Regions from separate parts of the Homo sapiens genome. Here regions 1 and 3 are each linked to region 2. Evidence: chromatin contacts called from ENCODE Hi-C or POLR2A ChIA-PET data. All regions are on one chromosome and are shown on one strand. The core of a region is the stretch at or near the end of the contact, and the rest is flanking DNA. Distances in the headings are between cores, read along the strand shown. Region 1 overlaps TPP2 (tripeptidyl peptidase 2). Region 2 holds the start of ERCC5 (ERCC excision repair 5, endonuclease). Region 3 overlaps TPP2 (tripeptidyl peptidase 2).

Region 1 (3,486 bases), core at 438-2,937, 170 kb before region 2:
GCTTACAATTATTTGAATGTATTTCCAGTTCTTGTATGATTAACTTTTGTGCATATCTAACTTTTTATTATTTTTATCTTTGGCTACTGCACGTGCATCTCTCGTCATTCCTCCACCAAATAAACAGACAAAAGTAGTATTGAAAAGTTTACAGTCCCTTATCTAATGGCAAATTGTGTGTATGTATGATTTTTTTATCTTGTTCTCTTAAGATTTACTGCTGCTTAAAATTACTACCAGTAATCCTTAGTCACTCCCAACTGTTTCTGCTGTATCTCATGAAGTGTTAGAGCGTTTATGAGAAACATAAATACATGTATAAGCATATTGGTCACACCTTCTGGGCTAGCTAGGGTCCAAAGTCTATCCATGAAAGCTACATGCATGTTCTCTCTCACACACTCATGGACTTTCACCTGCACACACATACAGGTCCCCATTTGTATAGGTTTAGTCCAGTAAGAGAATGGAGAAGCTCAGTAAAGGTAGGATGACTTCCCAAGGTTATACGGCTGATCAACTGTTGGAAATTAATTACAGACCTTGCTTTACAACCCAGGTTTTGCTATTTCAGGTAAGTACTACCTACAGCAGGAATCAGTAACGTTTGGCCCTTTAACCCAAACTGGACTGCTGCCTGTTTTTGTAAATAAAGTTTTATTGGAACAGAGCCATGCCTATTCATTTGTGACTCCTGTAACTGGAGGCAGTTATACAAAGCTGCCATGTTAGCTCCTGTTTCCTGTCTGGTTCATTCTGCATTTCTGTGGTGACAAGTGGACCCAAGTAAGCTCTAGAAGATGTTCTCAGTAAAATCATTACTGTTTCTATGTGATTACATTAAAAATAATACAAACAGTAGGATGGTACTTCAAAAAGTCAAGCAGTTTTCCTGTTTCTGGTCACAGTAGCCAATGTTTGCACACCCACTGAAAACAATTGAAAAAACTAGGTAAAAATAACTTTTTAAAGAACCATTAGAGACAGTACAGGGTATGTGCTCAATACTGGTTCTGTGGCCCCTTTCCAATAATAAGAGGCAGTTCTCAATTGTTACTGGGAGGAGTTTTGCCATCTCATGGGATTTCTTTCCTTCCTCATGTTAGCATGCTTTCTGGGAGAACTTCTCTTTACCGCAGAAGAGCCCCACCTGCTTCTCTTCTTAGGCACCACAAATCTCAAACCCTTTCTCCCTCCACCCCCAGCTCTAATGAAATGTGCAGGGACTGGATGACTGGAAGCCCCAGCCTGGGTCTCTGCTGTCTAATCCTGGCTCAAGTACTGACAAGTCAAATCACTTGACCCCCATGAATCTCCTTAAGAAAATCGTGGTGTTGAATCAGTGTGTCTATTCCAACTAAAAAAATTATTTCATTTGAATTAACTGAGTCTTTGCCTCCACTGTGTTTCGTTCTCCGTCCTCCCAGCAACCCAGCATTCAGAATACATGGGTCTTTGTCTTTCCCTTTAGGATCTAAGTCAGAGAAGCCTTCATAGGGAGATAGATAATAGGGATTCTTGCTATCTCCCCTAAAGGGGAAGGGGAGGAAACCTTGAATGGAGAGAATTTTTTGAGGAATAAAGAAGTGAGAAACTGAATTTCAAGAGTCTCAGTCTGAACATAGCAAACCAAGGGGTGAAGAATTTATCAGTAGTCATGGGTGGTAAACTGAAAAAGGGAAGCTGACTAAGTAAAATCCCGGAAACCAGAAGAGGAGGATGTAAGTGACGCTCTAACATGAAGGGTTTTTGGGCATCCCAATCAGCAGAATTTCTACCTGCCTTCTGATACCCTGAGACAGCCAGGTCAGGATGTGATGGTGCAGTACCTGCTAGCACTTTGCTGCAGAATGCCTCTGCACTCAGTTCTGCAAATGTACTGTTTTAGTTTCATTTAAAACCCCTTTTTTTGTGAGAAGATTTCAAACATCAGGCAAGTTTGTAATGAATTCAAGCTGAGTTCTCTCGAGGGACAAACATGTATAACTACAGTTCCAGTGTCAGTGCCAGCTGTCAGGTTTTCACTGTGCAGCTAGGGCTGCCTGCATACCCAGTCATGTAAACCAAATTCACTCTAGAATCGGCCAGGTCTTACCAAAATGCAAATAGAATACAAAGCAACTGGAAATATATTTCGTAATTTCATTTTATGTGTGATTTTAAAAGTTAAGCTACTTCAAAACTCATCTGTCTAACTTATTTTCACTAATAAGTGTAACTTGCCTGGAATTTGGCAGATCTAAGCTGGGCTTGGGCTAGATGGTTTCAAGCCTGAGTCATTAAGATGTGAAATTTACAGAAACAACAGAGGATTGAGGAACAAGTTAAAGGACACTCTAATGGTGCAGTCTGCATAATGCAGTAGTATGAAATTCTACAAAAAACCAAGATGAAAGGAGGATCAGATTTAAGAGACATACTAATCAAATTTGGACCTGATTGGGTTCTGATTGAAACTAAAAATAAATGTCATGACACTTACAAGACAATTGGAAATTTGAACACTACATATTTTAACGTATAATGTTACTTATTTAATATAAAATTATATTTTAGATGTGATAGTATTGTGGTTACGTATCTTGTATAGATACAACCTGAATTTACAAAAGGAATGATTTGTCTGATTTGATTCAAATTAATATGGGAGCAGAGAAAGGAATGTTTTAGATTAACCACGGTTTTCCATGAGTTGAAATATACTTACTTAGCAGAATATTGAGCTATAGTTGCCATATAATAAACTGCACGTATTTAAAATGTACAGTTAGTCTACTTTATTTAAAATTTTCTCTAATAGTGTAAAGAAAAAGGTGACTAATCAATTCAGCCATTCTAAAAGGACACTTCATTTACAAAATAAGCATAGGATCATATTCCTTTGCCCTGGAAATGTGAAAAGTTTTTAAGAAGACATTTAAAGGAACAAGTTTCATTGCTGTAATTTTCTTAATAGATTCCTCTACATTGTATATTTGAAAGATAGAGGATTTGAAAGAAAATTTGCATAACATTTGGGACAAACCGTGGGTTTTTTAACAGCTTTATTGAAGTGTACTGAACATATGATAAAGTTTAACCATTTCAAGTGTGCAGTCTAATGTCTGGAATGCAGCCATCAGCACAATCTGGGTTTTTAGCACTTCCCAATCATCTGGAAGAACTCCCTCAAGCTCATTTGTAGCCAGTCTCCGTTCCCACCCCTAGCCTCAGCCAGTGAACTGCTTTCTAATCCTATAGTTTTTCTAGAAATTTTATATACATGGAATCGCAATATGTAATTTTTTGTGTCTTCTTTCGCCTAATGTAATGTTCTTAAGTTTCAGCCACTTTGGGTGTATCTGTTCATTCCCTGTTGCTGCTGTGTATACTGTGTTGTGTGATGTACCACATTTTGTTCATTCACCAGTTGATGGATGTTTGGATTGTTTATATTTGAGGCTATTAGGAATCACGCTGCTGTGCTGCTGTGAACGTTTGTTTACA
Region 2 (3,272 bases), core at 84-2,583:
GTTAATTGATTTCTAGTCCTTTCTGATCTACAAGCCGCGGCATTATAACTTTTAGATGCTGAAGAAAACTAAACTATATGTCAAGGATTAAGGCTTGTGAACCCCCAAAATTTGGGACAGGTCTCAGTTAATTTAGAAAGTTTATTTTGCCAACGTTAAGGACGCGCAGCTGTGACACAGCCCCAGGAAGTCCAGATGACATGTGCCCAAGGTGGTTGGGGCACAGATTGGTTTTATACATTTTAGGGAGACAGGAGACATCAATCAACATATGTAAGTACACTGGTTCCTTCCAGAAAGGTGGGGACAACTCGGAAGCAGGAAGGGCTTCTAGGTCACAGGTAGATGAGAGACAAAAGGCTGCATACGAGTTTCTGATAAGCCTTTCCAAAGGAGACAATCAGAATATGCATCTATCTCAGTGAGCAGAAGGATGACTGACTAGAATGGGAGGCAGGTTTTGCCCTGAGCAGTTCCCAGCTTGACTTTTCCCTTTTGCTTAGTAATTTTGGGACCCTAACATTTTCACAGGCTTTAAATTTTATTATTCTTTAGTTACTACGTGCTAGCATATAAATAAATAGTACAAAACCAAGAAGGCATCCACCTTTTGGTTGTCTCTTCACGTGTAAAACAACACTTTGTGTTAAGTATCTTCACACACGGCGGCGCAAAGGTAGAAACCGATACTAAAAAAGCGTGTAGAAAATAGTTCCCAGCCTGGGCAACACAGGGAGACCTCATTTCTACAAAAATAATTCGCCAAGCATAGTGGTGCGCACCTGCGGTCCCAGCTACTTGAGAGGCTGAGATGGGAAAGTTGCTTGAGCTCGGGCAGCAGGAGTTCCAGGCTGCAGTGAGCTAAGAATGCGCCACTGGACTCCAGTATGGGCGACAGCGTGAGACCCTGTCTCAAACAAAAACAAAAGCCCGTTACTCCACCAAGAAGGCGCTTTTGCACATTGTTTTAATGCTTAACGCCTTCAGGATGCCAGCGTGACGGAAGCAAGTAACCACCAAGGCATCACCACTGGCGCTAAACTTCTCACTTCCGGAGTGCTGCAAGCGCAGAAAATATACGTCATGTGCGGAGGCGGAGCTTCCGCCCTGCGCGTCGTATTAGACGGAAACCGAGCGGGCCCATTTTTCATGGGTTTGCGGACCCACCAGCGAAGGCGGGAGGTGTCGCAGGGACATCTTCTGGCTGTTTCCGTCGCCTGCGTGGCCCTTGCACCCCGGTCTTCCATTAGCGGCGCAGACGTTTGGGCCTAAGCGCTGGGCGAGGCGAGGCCCTGCCCCTCCCCGCCAACGGCCATTCTCTGGACCTGTCTTTCTTCCGGGAGGCGGTGACAGCTGCTGAGACGTGTTGCAGCCAGAGTCTCTCCGCTTTAATGCGCTCCCATTAGTGCCGTCCCCCACTGGAAAACCGTGGCTTCTGTATTATTTGCCATCTTTGTTGTGTAGGAGCAGGGAGGGCTTCCTCCCGGGGTCCTAGGCGGCGGTGCAGTCCGTCGTAGAAGAATTAGAGTAGAAGTTGTCGGGGTCCGCTCTTAGGACGCAGCCGCCTCATGGGGGTCCAGGGGCTCTGGAAGCTGCTGGAGTGCTCCGGGCGGCAGGTCAGCCCCGAAGCGCTGGAAGGGAAGATCCTGGCTGTTGGTATCCTTAACGCCGCGTTGGGACTTGGGGTGCAGGGATTCGGGGCTGGATTCCTCGCGGGGCTCTGCCTTGGGCACAGTGGCATCTGCAGGATGATGGTCTTGGGTCGGGGTCGGGGTCGCTATAGAATCTCTGTCACTAGGTTTTCTAAGTACAGTCGTCCCTCGGTATCCCCGGGGCTTTGGTTCCAGCCCCTCCTCCGTATACCACGATGTTCAAGTTCCTTCAACTCCCTTATATAATGGCGTGGTATTTGCATATAAACTACCCACTTCCGTAATCTTTTAAATCGTTTCTAGCTTACTTGTAATGCCGAATGCAATGTAAGTGATCTGTAAATAGTTGTTATACTGTATTTTAAAATTTTTTGTAGTTTTTATTGGTATGTTTTATTTATTTATTTTTTTCCATCGCAAATATTTTTGATCCGTGGTAGGTTGATTGCGGAATCGGGTGATGAGGCGGGCCGCCCTGTCTGCTTTCCCCAGCTTTGCAGTCTTAGCGGCCTGTGCATCCTGGTTTGTCACTTTGTGGCAGTGCTTTATGTTCCTCTCTGCCTTAGTTCTCTCATCTGCAAAGTAGAGGTGGTGATAGTATCTACACACAGGATTGGAATGAGGAATAAAGAAATTGCCTACATGAGAGAAGTTTAGTGCGATTAATACAGTAAATCTTAAAGTTATTATCCTGTCCGGGAGGTCAGTAAGGAGAGCAGAGTAGACTTCGACGATTAGTTTTGCTTGAGTCTTGCCCCATTTATGTTTCTTAGAGGAAGGATAGTGTGGACAGGTGTTTTACCCATTTTTTAAATTGACTTTTTAAGGACTATTGTTTCTGTACATGTTTGGCTGGTTTTGTTTGTCATTGGAATTAAATTCTTTTTTCATTAGCAAAACGTGATACTGCTTTTGAAATTTTTATCTTTTTCTTTGTTATGTAGTCATTTTTTTTTTTTTTTTGAGTATCTATTCTGGCTCAGAATCTGGTGATACCTTACACCAATTTCCTAAATGGGGATCTATGAGTCTAGGGGCTCGTGGGCTTGTGGAAAGAGTCCTGTAAATGATTGCGGGGGGATTGGGGACGGGAAATGGAGTGCAAGAGTGTGTGGGCGTTCAGCAAAGGAATCCCTGACTGTGGAGCCCTAATTCTTCAGTAGGTACAAAACTTATAAATAAAACGACATTGATAAGTTTTAAAACATAATGAGATTATCATTTTTTGCAAGTGAATAATCTTTAAATAAATCTGTAATTGATTTTTGGCTTAAAAGTTTTTATACAGGGTACTTTGAATTGGGGAAAGCCAAAGGATTTTTGTTTTGTTTTGTTTTGTTTTTTGTTTTTTAGAGCACATGCGCTGTTGCTGCCCTCAAGCTGTTGCTTAGTATCATTGCAGTCTAAAGATTTTCTCAGAAATAAAGGGTAAAGGTTAGTTTTCAGTGACAAGAACCCTTAAAACTTCAGCAAAGATTTAGATCATTTTATGTAGCAGCCCTTGTGAAGAATTACTAAAGAGGACTGTGGCCAGGCTCAGTGGCTTACGCCTGTCATCCCAGCACTTTGGGAGGTCAAGGCAGGAGGATCATTTGAGCCCAGGAGTTCAAGACCAGCCTG
Region 3 (3,411 bases), core at 77-2,576, 190 kb before region 2:
TTATAAATATGTGGTGTTAACTATGGTAGCTATTTATCAAGGGAGACCTTCCTGGGAGAAAGCAGTAACTTAAAGCTGTTGAGTTCATTATAACTTCCATCACATTGTTTATGTAATCTTTTCTCAGTGGTTTAGCGTTTTCTTGTTTTTTGGTAGTTGGGAAGGTAACTTTCACTTCACTTTGACTTTCACAGTAACTTTGTTGCTTTTTATAAGAATGCATAGGCAATGGGGTTGTTGTGGTACCCTTTAATCAGACTAGACCATCAACTAAATTTACTATTTTAAGAAATGCTTTTATAAGCAATAGATTTTGATCTACTAAATTTTTCAATAAGAAGTTGACATGTACTCTTAGTAATAACATATTTGAGTACTTTTTCTTATGTAAGGAATGAAAGTGGCAATGTTGCTTTCTTTAAAAGCATGCCATCTTAATCACAGACCTGAGCCTTCTAAGTGGTGTAACACAGGTGGAACATAAACTGAAAGACAATTAGACAGAGGTTCTGTCTCCATCCTGTGTAGATTATGCATGTTTTCTTACAGAATGTCGTTCTAACTCCCAGGGGCAGTCTGCAGCAAAACGACAAGGAAAATTTAAAAAGGTACTGATTGTCAGTTCTTAAAAAAGATGTCTTAAAGCCTTATTTGCATATTAAACTTTTTTCTGTCACTATTATAAACCTTTTTTTTAATAAGTCTCCCTTAGTTTCCTTTCTTTGCATTCTAAAGTATAGTGCTCTTAGCTGTACTTAGAAGCATTGTTGACATACTGCTTTTCTAAAGGTTTTTTTTTTTTTCCCCACCATAAATTCCTGGATGACTCATTTTCTCTGTGTATACAAAAATTTTAATGCTATTCATTTCTTGCTACAGATATGATAACAAGTAGCAATATTTGAAATTTTTCATATTTACAATTTTATAGAGAGATGGATGTGATAATTTTTTTTTTTTAGCCATATAAGCTAAAGCACTTATTTTTAAAGTCTAAAAGCACTTTTAAATTGGGTGATTTGATTAATAAAATGTTGCAGCTTTTTAAAGCGAACTTTATTCCCTGCTCTTGTATCCATTCTGGTTCTGAAAGAAGAGAAACAATAAAGATCAATGGATGTAGCAGGAACAGAAATAAGGACTGTTCACTGACAATTAAAGCTTATGCTAAGAACACAGATTTTAAGCCCATCGCTACTAAGTGGTCTGATCAGCCTCTCTGCAGCATATTAAGCAATCTTTGATTTACTGCTGGGGCCAGATTTAACTCAGAAAAGAAAATGTCTGCTATAAATATATTTTAGGGCCAGGCGCAGTGACTCATGCCTGTAATCCCGGCACTTTGGGAGGGCAAGTTGGGCAGATCCCTTGAGCTCAGCGGTTTGAAACCAGCCTGGGCAGCATGGTGAAACCCTGTCTCTACAAAAAAATGCAAAAATTAGCCAGGCGTGGTAGCACACACTTATAGTCCCAGCTACTCTATTGGAGGCTGAGGTGGAAAGATCGCTTGAGCCTGGGAGGTGGAGGCTGCAGTAAGCTGAGATCACACCACTGCACTCCAGTCTGGGTGACAGAGTGAGACCCTGTCTCAAAACAAAACATACATACATATATATATATATATATATATATATATATATATATATATATATATATATATATATAAAAGGGACCACATATTTAATAAGCTTTCTGGTGAAGACGTGCTACGTCATTCAACATTTTCATGATTTCTTTTTAAACAGAAAGAATTACAGTGGGAAAATCAGTAATGTCCTAATGTATACTTGTTAATTAGTAGTGATATGGAACTGGGGAATCACCATTCTATAACAGCTTATCCTTTATTAAAATGTCTTCTGAAATGTCCATATTATTACATAATAGTAAATAATTTGTCCAAACAAAATACAGATACTAGGAATCATCTTTCTGGAGAAAGATCTAAAGATCAGTATTTCTCAACTGGGTGTCTTGACCGTTTGGGGGCCACGTAATGGGATAAAAACAGCATTTTTTTAAAATAGGAAATGTCAGTTCATCAGACTCATAAAATTGTAATTTCATTTTATGTATTAATGTGTATATCTTTGGGACATTGTAAAAATAGTTTGCAAGTTACTGCTTTAGAGAACAAGGAATAGGTATTCTAGGAATCTATTAAAAATAGAAGGCACTTATCACGAAGGCCATAGCCAATTATTTTTCTTCTTATTTTTGTTGACCTTTTGCAAGTTTGGGTAGATTTTGTTTGAATTAGGTTGTATAGTTAGGAAAACACTGAATGAATAGGAAGGCATTTACTTGGTGATTAGTAAAGCTTCATTTGAAGAACTTGGCAGCTAGAGTTATCTCTGCTCGTTCCTTTCTGTCTTCAATGCAAGTACACAATAAAGCTCTTATTTTAGAAATAATTAGTATTACAGTTTTATAGTCACATTACAAAGAAAAAAATACATGTATAATTTCCGGTTGATTAAGATAAATAGCATTTTGTATATAATTCTTAATAGATTTTTTCCTCTGGGTTTCAGTGACTTGATTTGAAACGGTATGTCACCCTTTTTAAAATTCCTTGTAAAATGCAATAATATATTTTCTGTTTGTTTGTATGTTTTTTTAAGAGACAGTCTCACTCTACACTCCAGGCTAGAGTACAGTGGCATGATCGTAGCTCACTGTTGCCTCCAGCTCCTGGGCTCAAGTGATCCTCCCACCTCAGCCTCCCTAGAGTGGCTGGGACTACAGGCGTGTGCCACTATGCCTGGCTAATTTTTACTTTTTATAGAGAGAGGTCTTACTACGTATGTTGCCCAAGGTGGTCTAAAACTCCCGGCCTCGGACGATCCTCCTGGCTCAGCCTCCCAAAATGCTGAAATTACAGACATGAGCCACTGCACCCAGCCTGAATATTGTCACTTTTAACAGATCATAAATAGCATTCAAATATGATATAAATTTTAAAAATAGTTTATGTGAAGCTTTTAAATTTTTGAGTATTCAGTTACTAACAATTTTAAGAACTAAAGAAATTGCCATTTTGAACCACAATTTAACTTATAGTGCGTTGTGTTGCCCAAAGAGTAGTTATTGGTTTGGCAGGTGAGTTTGACTTTCTGAATAACACTGTTCAGTTTGAACACTGTTGAAATACTTCATGAATAGCTGGAATGCCTTTTTTCTAAACTTAACATTAAATATATACTGTAGAGAAATCTTCATAGCATTTCTGCTCTGAAGATTCTTCTTGACTGTCTTTTTAAACCATAATCAAGATTTCTCAAGAATAAAGGTACAAAATTATTTCTATTAAATTGGTACTATGTTAACCCCTTGAGAATTGTCATAAAAATATTAATATTTATTGGCACAAAGAAGAAATTATTGTGATACAGCAAGTGAAAATAGCGC

What was found. Hi-C counts contacts between places; a loop is a spot of excess contacts on that map. ChIA-PET counts read pairs that join two places held with the same protein, here RNA polymerase II (POLR2A). Pooled maps may share reads with other maps.
Region 1: a map of CD8-positive, alpha-beta T cell shows a loop between it and region 2 (3-fold over the local background). The contact joins the enhancer-like site here to the promoter of ERCC5 in region 2. A Hi-C loop is called at or near these places in 5 of 168 maps with a recorded cell type or tissue (CD4-positive, alpha-beta T cell, CD8-positive, alpha-beta T cell, gastrocnemius medialis and 1 more), 19 of 37 single-sample maps with no recorded cell type and 17 of 50 pooled maps. POLR2A ChIA-PET finds 5 or more read pairs at or near these places in 2 of 52 experiments (CD4-positive, alpha-beta T cell and H1).
Region 3: a map of A673 shows a loop between it and region 2 (2.9-fold over the local background). The contact joins the enhancer-like site here to the promoter of ERCC5 in region 2. A Hi-C loop is called at or near these places in 11 of 168 maps with a recorded cell type or tissue (A673, CD4-positive, alpha-beta T cell, CD8-positive, alpha-beta T cell and 7 more), 17 of 37 single-sample maps with no recorded cell type and 19 of 50 pooled maps. POLR2A ChIA-PET finds 5 or more read pairs at or near these places in 5 of 52 experiments (AG04450, CD8-positive, alpha-beta memory T cell, MCF 10A and 2 more).

The regions. Positions count from the first base shown.
Region 1 is chr13:102,679,289-102,682,774 of GRCh38, forward strand. It overlaps TPP2 (tripeptidyl peptidase 2), which reads left to right. Exons shown (of 30, transcript NM_001330588.2): 30 at 1-670. Among named protein-coding and RNA genes, the nearest start is that of METTL21C, 14 kb to the right of the region's middle. Within about 2 kb of position 1,688, at least 3 of the 41 ENCODE cell types and tissues checked have a DNase peak (open chromatin) inside an H3K27ac peak, as active enhancers do; they include CD8-positive, alpha-beta T cell, where a contact is called at or near this core.
Region 2 is chr13:102,844,699-102,847,970 of GRCh38, forward strand. ERCC5 (ERCC excision repair 5, endonuclease) reads left to right here and starts at 1,334. Exons shown (of 15, transcript NM_000123.4): 1 at 1,334-1,656. The coding sequence starts at 1,569. All of the region lies in intron 9 of BIVM-ERCC5 (BIVM-ERCC5 readthrough), which reads left to right. RefSeq lists enhancers at 264-1,088, 673-722, 933-1,722, 1,089-1,911 and a silencer at 2,073-2,122.
Region 3 is chr13:102,650,790-102,654,200 of GRCh38, forward strand. TPP2 (tripeptidyl peptidase 2) reads left to right here. Exons shown (of 30, transcript NM_001330588.2): 24 at 570-608. Among named protein-coding and RNA genes, the nearest start is that of METTL21C, 43 kb to the right of the region's middle. Within about 2 kb of position 1,327, at least 4 of the 41 ENCODE cell types and tissues checked have a DNase peak (open chromatin) inside an H3K27ac peak, as active enhancers do; they include A673, where a contact is called at or near this core.